Regions from separate parts of the Homo sapiens genome. Here regions 1 and 2 are each linked to region 3. A link is a contact called in ENCODE Hi-C or POLR2A ChIA-PET data. All regions are on one chromosome and are shown on one strand. The core of a region is the stretch at or near the end of the contact, and the rest is flanking DNA. Distances in the headings are between cores, read along the strand shown. Region 1 overlaps CCDC88C (coiled-coil domain containing 88C). Region 2 overlaps CCDC88C (coiled-coil domain containing 88C). Region 3 overlaps PPP4R3A (protein phosphatase 4 regulatory subunit 3A).

What was found. Hi-C counts contacts between places; a loop is a spot of excess contacts on that map. ChIA-PET counts read pairs that join two places held with the same protein, here RNA polymerase II (POLR2A). Pooled maps may share reads with other maps.
Region 1: a pooled map shows a loop between it and region 3 (2.2-fold over the local background). The contact joins two enhancer-like sites. A Hi-C loop is called at or near these places in 1 of 168 maps with a recorded cell type or tissue (CD4-positive, alpha-beta T cell), 8 of 37 single-sample maps with no recorded cell type and 3 of 50 pooled maps. POLR2A ChIA-PET finds 5 or more read pairs at or near these places in 5 of 52 experiments (CD4-positive, alpha-beta memory T cell, IMR-90, Panc1 and 2 more).
Region 2: a pooled map shows a loop between it and region 3 (5-fold over the local background). The contact joins two enhancer-like sites. A Hi-C loop is called at or near these places in 8 of 37 single-sample maps with no recorded cell type and 5 of 50 pooled maps. POLR2A ChIA-PET finds 5 or more read pairs at or near these places in 6 of 52 experiments (CD8-positive, alpha-beta T cell, H1, OCI-LY7 and 3 more).

The regions. Positions count from the first base shown.
Region 1 is chr14:91,302,189-91,304,888 of GRCh38, forward strand. It overlaps CCDC88C (coiled-coil domain containing 88C), which reads right to left. Exons shown (of 30, transcript NM_001080414.4): 20 at 1,513-1,790. Among named protein-coding and RNA genes, the nearest start is that of GPR68, 59 kb to the left of the region's middle. RefSeq lists silencers at 1,015-1,074, 1,235-1,394. Within about 2 kb of position 1,268, at least 5 of the 41 ENCODE cell types and tissues checked have a DNase peak (open chromatin) inside an H3K27ac peak, as active enhancers do.
Region 2 is chr14:91,362,924-91,365,623 of GRCh38, forward strand. All of the region lies in intron 3 of CCDC88C (coiled-coil domain containing 88C), which reads right to left. Among named protein-coding and RNA genes, the nearest start is that of CCDC88C, 54 kb to the right of the region's middle. RefSeq lists enhancers at 1,237-1,456, 2,117-2,366 and a silencer at 1,577-1,626. Within about 2 kb of position 1,273, at least 10 of the 41 ENCODE cell types and tissues checked have a DNase peak (open chromatin) inside an H3K27ac peak, as active enhancers do; they include OCI-LY7, where a contact is called at or near this core.
Region 3 is chr14:91,494,217-91,496,916 of GRCh38, forward strand. All of the region lies in intron 1 of PPP4R3A (protein phosphatase 4 regulatory subunit 3A), which reads right to left. Among named protein-coding and RNA genes, the nearest start is that of PPP4R3A, 15 kb to the right of the region's middle. RefSeq lists enhancers at 643-792, 1,274-1,483. Within about 2 kb of position 1,300, at least 5 of the 41 ENCODE cell types and tissues checked have a DNase peak (open chromatin) inside an H3K27ac peak, as active enhancers do; they include OCI-LY7, where a contact is called at or near this core.

The DNA.
Region 1 (2,700 bases), core at 18-2,517, 190 kb before region 3:
TTGTGGCTCCTGACCGTGGAGATGTCCTCCCCACTCCCACCTTGAAGAACCAACGATCACTTAGCCATGTTGTTGAGGCGGCTCCAAAGGATATACCATCAGCAGGGCCATTTCCCAGGCAAAGGAAGTAGATCTTGCTCCCTCTGTTGTACTCCAAGTACCTGAGAGCCTCTCTTTAGCCATGTCTCTCTCATGCATCAGATTCAGGTGCACATCACACCTGCCCCTCAGACTCTGGAGAGCAGCATCCTACCTCTCCTAGCCCTCCCTGGATCCTGCCATGCCCTGCGCAGGTGCCTGGTACCATCACTGATCAGCAGGAGACAGAATCCCAGCCCAGATTGGCTGACTTAATGAATACAAAACCCAAGACCATGAACTGTCAAGAGTGCAAAGTTAAGATGTGTGCATTTCAATGTAAGTTTTACCTGTAAAAAATGGGGTGAGGGTGTGGAGAGTGGGAGGTGCACATGAAATGAGAACAGCAGGACATAAATGACTGTCGAGAGTGCATGATGCATACACAAGAGTTTCACTATATGATTCTGCTTCCTTTCTATATGTTCGGAAGTTTCCATAATTAAAGGTTAAAAATGAAAAAAAGCAAGCGAGACCTTGATATGAAAGAGAAGAGCTGGGAGGCCAGAGAAGGCATACCCCTACAAACGGAGCCGTGGAGAATTCCCTCCTTATTTCTGTTTTGGGGAGAAAAGAGACAGAAGAGAACCCTTAGGGATCAGGGCCCCAAAGGCCCACTGGAAATAGTAGAGGCATCCCCTTCTCCACACAGGAGCCCCTCTTACTACTGTCTTCAGTTGCACAAATTCCAAATTGCTAAAGGTAACGTTTATTTCCTTCCTTTTGGGAAAGCTCAGGTGCCCCAACAATGGGAAGCAGCTGGCCAAGAGATTTCCTGCAGGGGAGGTCCAGGGAAGTCCCAGTCCTCCGCGCAGCCTGACAGACTCCCCAGGCCTGGCCTCAGGCCCCGCTGCAGGCCTACCCAGGGGCCCCACCTCCACCCTCCTTCACCTCCCCTCCCCACACACCCTGCCTCTCCCCCGGGCCCTGCCCACTTCCCCAAAGCCCTGCCTCTCCTGAGACCCTCTCCTGAGACCCCACCTCTGCTCCAGGCTCCACCTCTCCTCCAGGCTCCACCCTTCTCACGAGGCCCCCGCCTCTCGTCCAGGCTCCACCCATCTCCCCCAGTCCCTGCCTTTCCCACAGGTCCTACCCACCTCCCCCAGACCCCGCCTCTCTCCAGGCTCCACCTCTCTCCCCAGGCTCTGCCTCTCCTCCAGGCTCCACCCCTCTCCCCAGGCCCCACCCCTCCTCCAGGCTCTATCACTCTCCCCCAGGTCCCACCCATCTCCTCCAGGCTCCACCCATCTTCCCCAGGCCCTGCCTCTCCCCTAGGTCCCACCCATCTACCCCAGGCCCCACCTTTCCCCCTGGGCCCAGCCTCTCCTCTGGACTCTACCCCTCCCCAGATCCCCTTCCTTCCCCAGGCCCTACCTCTCCCCGAGCTCCTTGTGCTCCAGCTCCAGATTCCGATGCAGTGTCTTTAGGCAGCTGTGCTGGCGGATGAGGGCCTCGTACTCGGCCGATTGCCGCTCGTGCAGCGTGCCCAGGTGCTCGTGGTCCTGCAGCAGGGCCTCGTAGGCCGCTGTAAGTTGCTCCTGCTGCCTCTGCAGGCTTTCGTTCTCCGTCTCCTTGGCCGTGTGGTGGTTCTGCAGCAGCGTGTACTGCGCGGTGAGCGCTGCGCTCTGGGAACTCAGCGTGGAGTTCTCCACCTGCCGAGAGGGAGAAGCGCGGCGTGGCGCAGGCCCCACAGTCAGCGAGGAGGGCTGGGGAGCAGGTCAAGTGCTCGAGCAGACACGAAAATAGCCGGGACCCTCAGGGCAGAAGACCCAGAGGGTACCCAGGATGGCTGTTCCAGAACTTAAGCAACTGCTGTGGGAAGGGGACTAAACCGCATAGACGGGCACTCAGAGGGTACTTCAGTCCTGAGCCACTCGCCACAAATGTGAGCTGCTGGGGCAGATGATGTCCTTTCCCTGGATAACTCCCTTGTGTGCTGTGCCCTCTCTGACTATTTTTTAAAAACCTCTTTTCAGCTGACTGTGGTGGCTCAGGCTTGTAATCCCAGGACTTCAGGAAGCAGAAGCAGGAGGGTCACTTGAACCAAAGAATTCAAGACCAGCCTGAGCAACATAGTGAGACCCCATCTCTACAAAAAAAAAGTATTTTTAACTTAGCTGGGCATGGTGTTGTATGCCTATAGTCCCAGCTACTTGGGAGGCTGAGGCAGGAGGACTGCTTGAGCCCAGGAGTTGGAGGTTATAGTGAGCTATGATTGCAGCACTGCACTCCAGCCTGGGCGACAGAGTGAAACCCTGTCTCTTACAATGAAAACAGAACCTATTTTCTAGAACAAGTATACAGAATATCTGTAAATAAGGATATAGAATACCTGAACAATACTATCAACCTACTTAACATAATTGATATTTGTATACCTCTCCATCCAACAACATCCAAAATCATCAGAAAACTGAAGAGGAGGGAATACTTCCCAAATCATTTTATGAAGCCAGAATTACCCTGATATTAAAACCAGATTAAGACTGTAAGAAAAATTCAAAATAGTAAGTCAATATACTATTTTCTTGTTACCAGAACAAATTCCGATTTCTTTGCCAA
Region 2 (2,700 bases), core at 23-2,522, 130 kb before region 3:
ATCTCAGGAAAAAAAAAAAAAAAGAAATCATGTTTTAGGAACAGACAATATCTTTCTGAGTTGTTCCTTTCAAAACACCATGGTTCTCCTAAGATGTAATCCTATGGCCAAAGCTACTCTCGAGCCATTAACTGGTCCCCTTAAAGAACCATCAATCACATTTCCAGCAAAAACTGGCTCAGATGCCAGGGCTGTCCAGCAATATACATAATTGAGACACATTAATTTCAAATTTTCTATTAGCCATCTTTAAAAAAGTAAAAAGAAACAGGTGAAAATATTCAACTTTAATTAAGCCAATATAACCAAAATATAATCATTTCAACCCATAATTGACATAAAAATGTATTATTTTACTTTTTTTTTTTGGAGAGAGGGGGTTTCACCATGTTGCCCAGGCTAGTCTTGAACTCCTGGACTCAGGCAATACCCCCACCTCGGCCTTCCAAAGTGCTAGGATCACAGGTGTGAGTCACCTTGCCCGGCCTTTGCATTCTTTTTCCATACACTTTGAAATCAGTGTGTATGTTACACTTACAGCACATCCCAATTCAGATGCTAAATTTTCACTGGAAATACTTGACTGTTTCCAGATTTCACAAAATCTAGAGTTGAAAAAGTTCATTTGTTGGAGGTATAATATGCGAGATTAAGAAAAAATAATAAAAAAAAATTTTTAAGAAAGAAAAAATAGACTTGTATTCCCAGGTTGTTCCAAACACATTTAAAAGTTTTCCTACAACTGAACTGAGTACCAGTTTTTAAATTTAAATGAACTAAAATAAAAAATTCATTTCCACAGTCACACTGCGGTATCTCCAGGCCCTGAAGGCCACATGCGACTGGTGGCTACTGGGCCCCAACACCAGGCCTTTGCCCTCCCCCGCGGGGAATGTGGTGGGGTGAGGGGCCTCTGGGCTGGCCCTCAGTCTGGCAGGGACGTGAGGAGGCTGCTGACGAGGGGACCCTCCCACGTGGCATCAGAACAGAAAGCCACTCACTTGGAGGCTGCAGCTGATGCTGTCCTGCCAGGGCACCTGGTCACACCCCAGCCAGCCACCTGTGAGGCAGGACCACACCAGGCTGGAGAGTGCAAGCCCAGTGGTGCTCTGGACAGGCCCCCACATTTGCCAGTGAGCCCTCCTTGTGCCACTCTAGTCTTTGCAATGGCAGAAACAAGTGCCAAGGCAAGCTTGAGGGACAAGGGACACACACCAGCCTCGCTGAGGCCTCTGTCTTGTCACCGGTCCTTGTGGTCTGATGGACAGGGAAGAAGAGGGTCAGGCTTGGCACATGGCCCTCCAAGGGAACCCCCTTCCGCAGAGCACATGGTAGGGGTGTGGCATTGCAATCCAGGGTAGATTGCACTCCTCCCCACTTCTCCTTTAGGTTTGCTTTCGGATCCTAAAATAAGATTTTGCTTTTCATAAATGACTTGCTTTTCAACTGCATCCTGGAATGACTCCTCGGCCAATTAAATGCTTTAAACAAACCAAAAGAAGTCAATGAACAAAGGGTCAGAGGCAGGTGCATTTGTGTTTTGGATACTGCAGGGGCCACTGGTGTCCCTAGGGGTTGGGGGAGAGCAAGGCTGAAAAGCGCTTTGTAATCTCACAAGGGGAGAGGGCCCACCCACCTGACAACACCCTGGCCTCAAATCTAAAATCTAGGCTCTTATCAGTCACCCCAAGGGGGAGGGTTGGGGTGGGCCAGGACCCCCTCAGGAAGCATTTGTCACCCCGGCAGGAAGGTGGCAGGGGCAGCAGTTGTGTCTGCACACGGTGTCAACAAGCCTCCATTCCCAGCTCCCAACCCAGATCACAGGAAGCAAACTGAAGGTGGCCCAGAGCATGCTGCATCTCAAGGCCTGTAGCGGTGGCTTTCCAAGGTCACAGGCGTAGAGTTCTAAGAACAGAACCAAAGAGAAAGCTGATTCTATTAGAACCTGCTGGGGACAAACATCAATGTACTTGTTGAGAAATCGGGACCATCCCCAAAACACAGGATACAGGTGTCCCACTCCAGGCTTCATAGGCAATGAAGCTCTGACAGGGGAGGACGACATCAGATCGTAGCGGCGCCTGGTTAGGGAGTGACGCCCATGCTGGGTGGTGGGGCCACTGCAAACAAGACCAGCGTCCAGGCCAATGCTGTGACGCTAAGCACTTGTCACTGCTGGCTCCAGGAGGCCACAGGCACCCTACGGTCCCCTCCAGCCTAAGTGCTCTCCTCCTCTCCTCCAACTCCCTCACCCCTCACCCCTCACCCCTCCCAGGCAGGTTTCACCTTGCTGGGGCTTCTGCCCTCCTGAGAGGCAGGACAGAATGAGAGGCAGGACAGAATGAGTGGCAGGCAGGTGTCTGGAGCCCATGAAGCAGGTAGGGACCAGGACGGGAAGGGACTAGGCTGGGAAGGACCCAAGGAAAGGGGTCTGAGCGCCTCCCTTCTCCACCTACGGTGGCCCCTCACGCCCCACATGACCCTGTATGGCTCCTGGGGCTTGTAGATGAAGCTCATTTTCTGTTTTGTCCAGTTGAGGCCATTAAACTGTTAGGGGGACAGGCCGCCTCATTCCTTTTCAGCCAGTCTCTATCTGGGACTTAGAAATGGTGCATCCACTCAACCACGTTCGCCACGGGCTCAATGTCTTGGAGACCCTGAACTGAGCCTGTGCTTTCTTTTGGGACCTCCACCCTTGGT
Region 3 (2,700 bases), core at 50-2,549:
GCAAGATCTCTAATGGCATAGGACCCAACTAGGAAACGCTTCTCTAAAAGTTAAAACTGCACAAAAGTACAACCTATATAAAAGAAAAAATTGGGCATCACAATTAAAAATTTGTTTGTGCTGCAAACAATACCATCAAGTAAAAAGAAAGCCCACAGAATGAGAGAAAAGATTTGGAAAGCATATATCTGGTAAAGGACTTGTATCCGGAATATATAAAGGACTCTTACAACTCAATATTAAAATGTGGGCAATGAATTTGAATAGAAATTTATCCAAAACGGATATACAAAAAACTAGTAAGCATATGAGAAGATGCTCAGCATTAGTCATTAAGGAAATGCAAATCAAACCCACAAATAAGGGCCAGGCACGGTGGCTCACGCCTATAATACCAGCACTTTGGGAGGCTGAGGCAGGTGGATCACTTGAGGTCAGGAGTTCGAGACCAGCCTGGCCAAAATGGTGAAACCCCATCTCTACTAAAGACACACAAAAAATTAGCTGGGCATCGTTGTGCATGTCTTTAAACCCAGCTACTCAGGAGGCTGAGGCAGGAGAATCACTTTAACCTGGGAGGTGGAGGTTGCAGTGAGCCAGGATTGCACCACTGCACCCCAGCCTGGACGACAGAGACTCTGTCTCAAATGAAAACAAAAACCAAAACCACAAATGAGATACCATTTAGTACCCACTAGAATGTCTACAATCAAAGACAAGACAATAACAAGCGGTGACAAGGCTGTAGAGAAATGGGAAGCTTCATACATTGCTTCTGGGAATATAAAATGAGGCATCAATTTTGGAAAAGTTTGGCAGTTCCTTCAAAAGTTAAGCAGTTACCTTGCAATTTCCCTTCTCGGTATATATCCAAGAGAAATGAATACATGCCCAGACAAAAACTTGTACATTTATATTCACAGCAAGGTTATTTACAACAGCAAAAAATGAACAGATAAATTCAATGTGGCATATACTCAGCTACACAGAGTAATGAAAACCTAACACATTACAATATGTATAAACCTTGAAAACATATGAAATTAAAGAAGCCCATCATAAAATACCACATGTCCAGATACATAATGTGTGTGTGTGTGTGTGTGTGTATGTTTTTTTTTAGACAGTCTCTCTGTCGCCCAGGCTGGAGTGCAGTGGCGTGATCTGAGCTCACTGCAGCCTCTGCCTCCTGGGTTCAAGCAATTCTCCTGCCTCAGCCACCTGAGTAGCTGGGACTACAGGCACATTCCCAGTCCAGATAGGTAAATTTAGAGACAGAAAATAGATTAGTGGTTGTTTAGGGCTGGGAGGAAGTGAAAGTGGGTAGTGATTGCTAATGGGCACATGATTTTTTTCAGAGGAGACAAAATGTTCTAAAATTAGATTGTGGTGATGGTTGCAAACCTGTGATTATACTAAAAAACAATGAATTGTACATTTTGAATTGGTGAATTATATAGTATGTAAATACTGTTAAAAAAAAAACAAAAAACAGGTGGAGTGCAGCCTAGGCAATATAGTGAGACCTTGTCTCTATAAAAAAATTTTAAAAATTAGCCAAGTGTGGCAGCGCACGCCTGTAGTCCTAGCTGCTCAGGAGGCAGAGGTGGGAGGATTGCCTAAGCCTTGGAAATGCAGGTTGCAGTGAGCCAAGATCATGCCACTGCACTCCAGCCTAGGCAACAGAGCAAGACCCAGTCTCAAAAAAACAAAACAAAACACACACACACACACAAAAAGGTAAACTGTAAAGTATAAATATTCATACAATGGATACCACGAACAATGTTAATATATGAATCAAAGAGTAAACACAACAGATATTTTACAAACCTGAGTAAAAGACAGCTGAGACAAAGGTATAAACCATAGAATTCAATTTACACAAAGCTCACAAAGTGGCAAAATTAACCTATCATTAGGCTAGCAGTTTTCTCTGGGTAGGATAGTGACTGGGGAGGAACCTGAAGTAGGCTTCCAGAGTAGTGGTTATGTTGTTTTTTCAATGGTGTGCTGGTTATTTTTTGAAAATTCATCAAATTGAATACTTATGATTTGTGTACCTTTTTGATGTATTATACTGCAATTCAAAAGTTTTTTTAAGTTTAAGAAGTCAGAAACACATAGCACAGGGGATTGAGGTTGTTATTCAAGTTGTGCTTTCAAGAAACACACGCCTGATTTTTACAGTCACTAAAACAAAAAACACGGCAGTGCAGTGGTATGACATTGTCAGCCACCTAATCCCTAATAGCAATTATTTCTCAAGTACCAGTCTCTTTTACATTTTCTTCAAAACTCTCTTAGTAGTGTTTACAGGATCAGGATAATAAGAAAGAGGGAAAAAAAGGTTTGACGTACTCCCTTCCAAAGTTCTGGCTAAAACAGGACACACTAGAAGCTTCTAGTGTTGGGAAATGTTTTTCTGGTCTATTCAGGATATTAGAGGGAAGTATCCCCTGAAACTCTCTTTTCAGCCATATCACAGTTTTGGTCTAGGAAGTCCAGCTCTCATCCCCAATACCATATTCCCAAAGAGATAAGTAGGCTATAGAGGCTAGAACACCGGAAAGTCTTTCAACTTGAGGGCTCAGTAAGACAATAAATAAAAGACACAATACTAGGTTTATTCCTAGTCTATTGGGTTTCCCTCCATCACCTAATAGGTTTTATTGAGCCAAGTTATAAACACTAAACCAA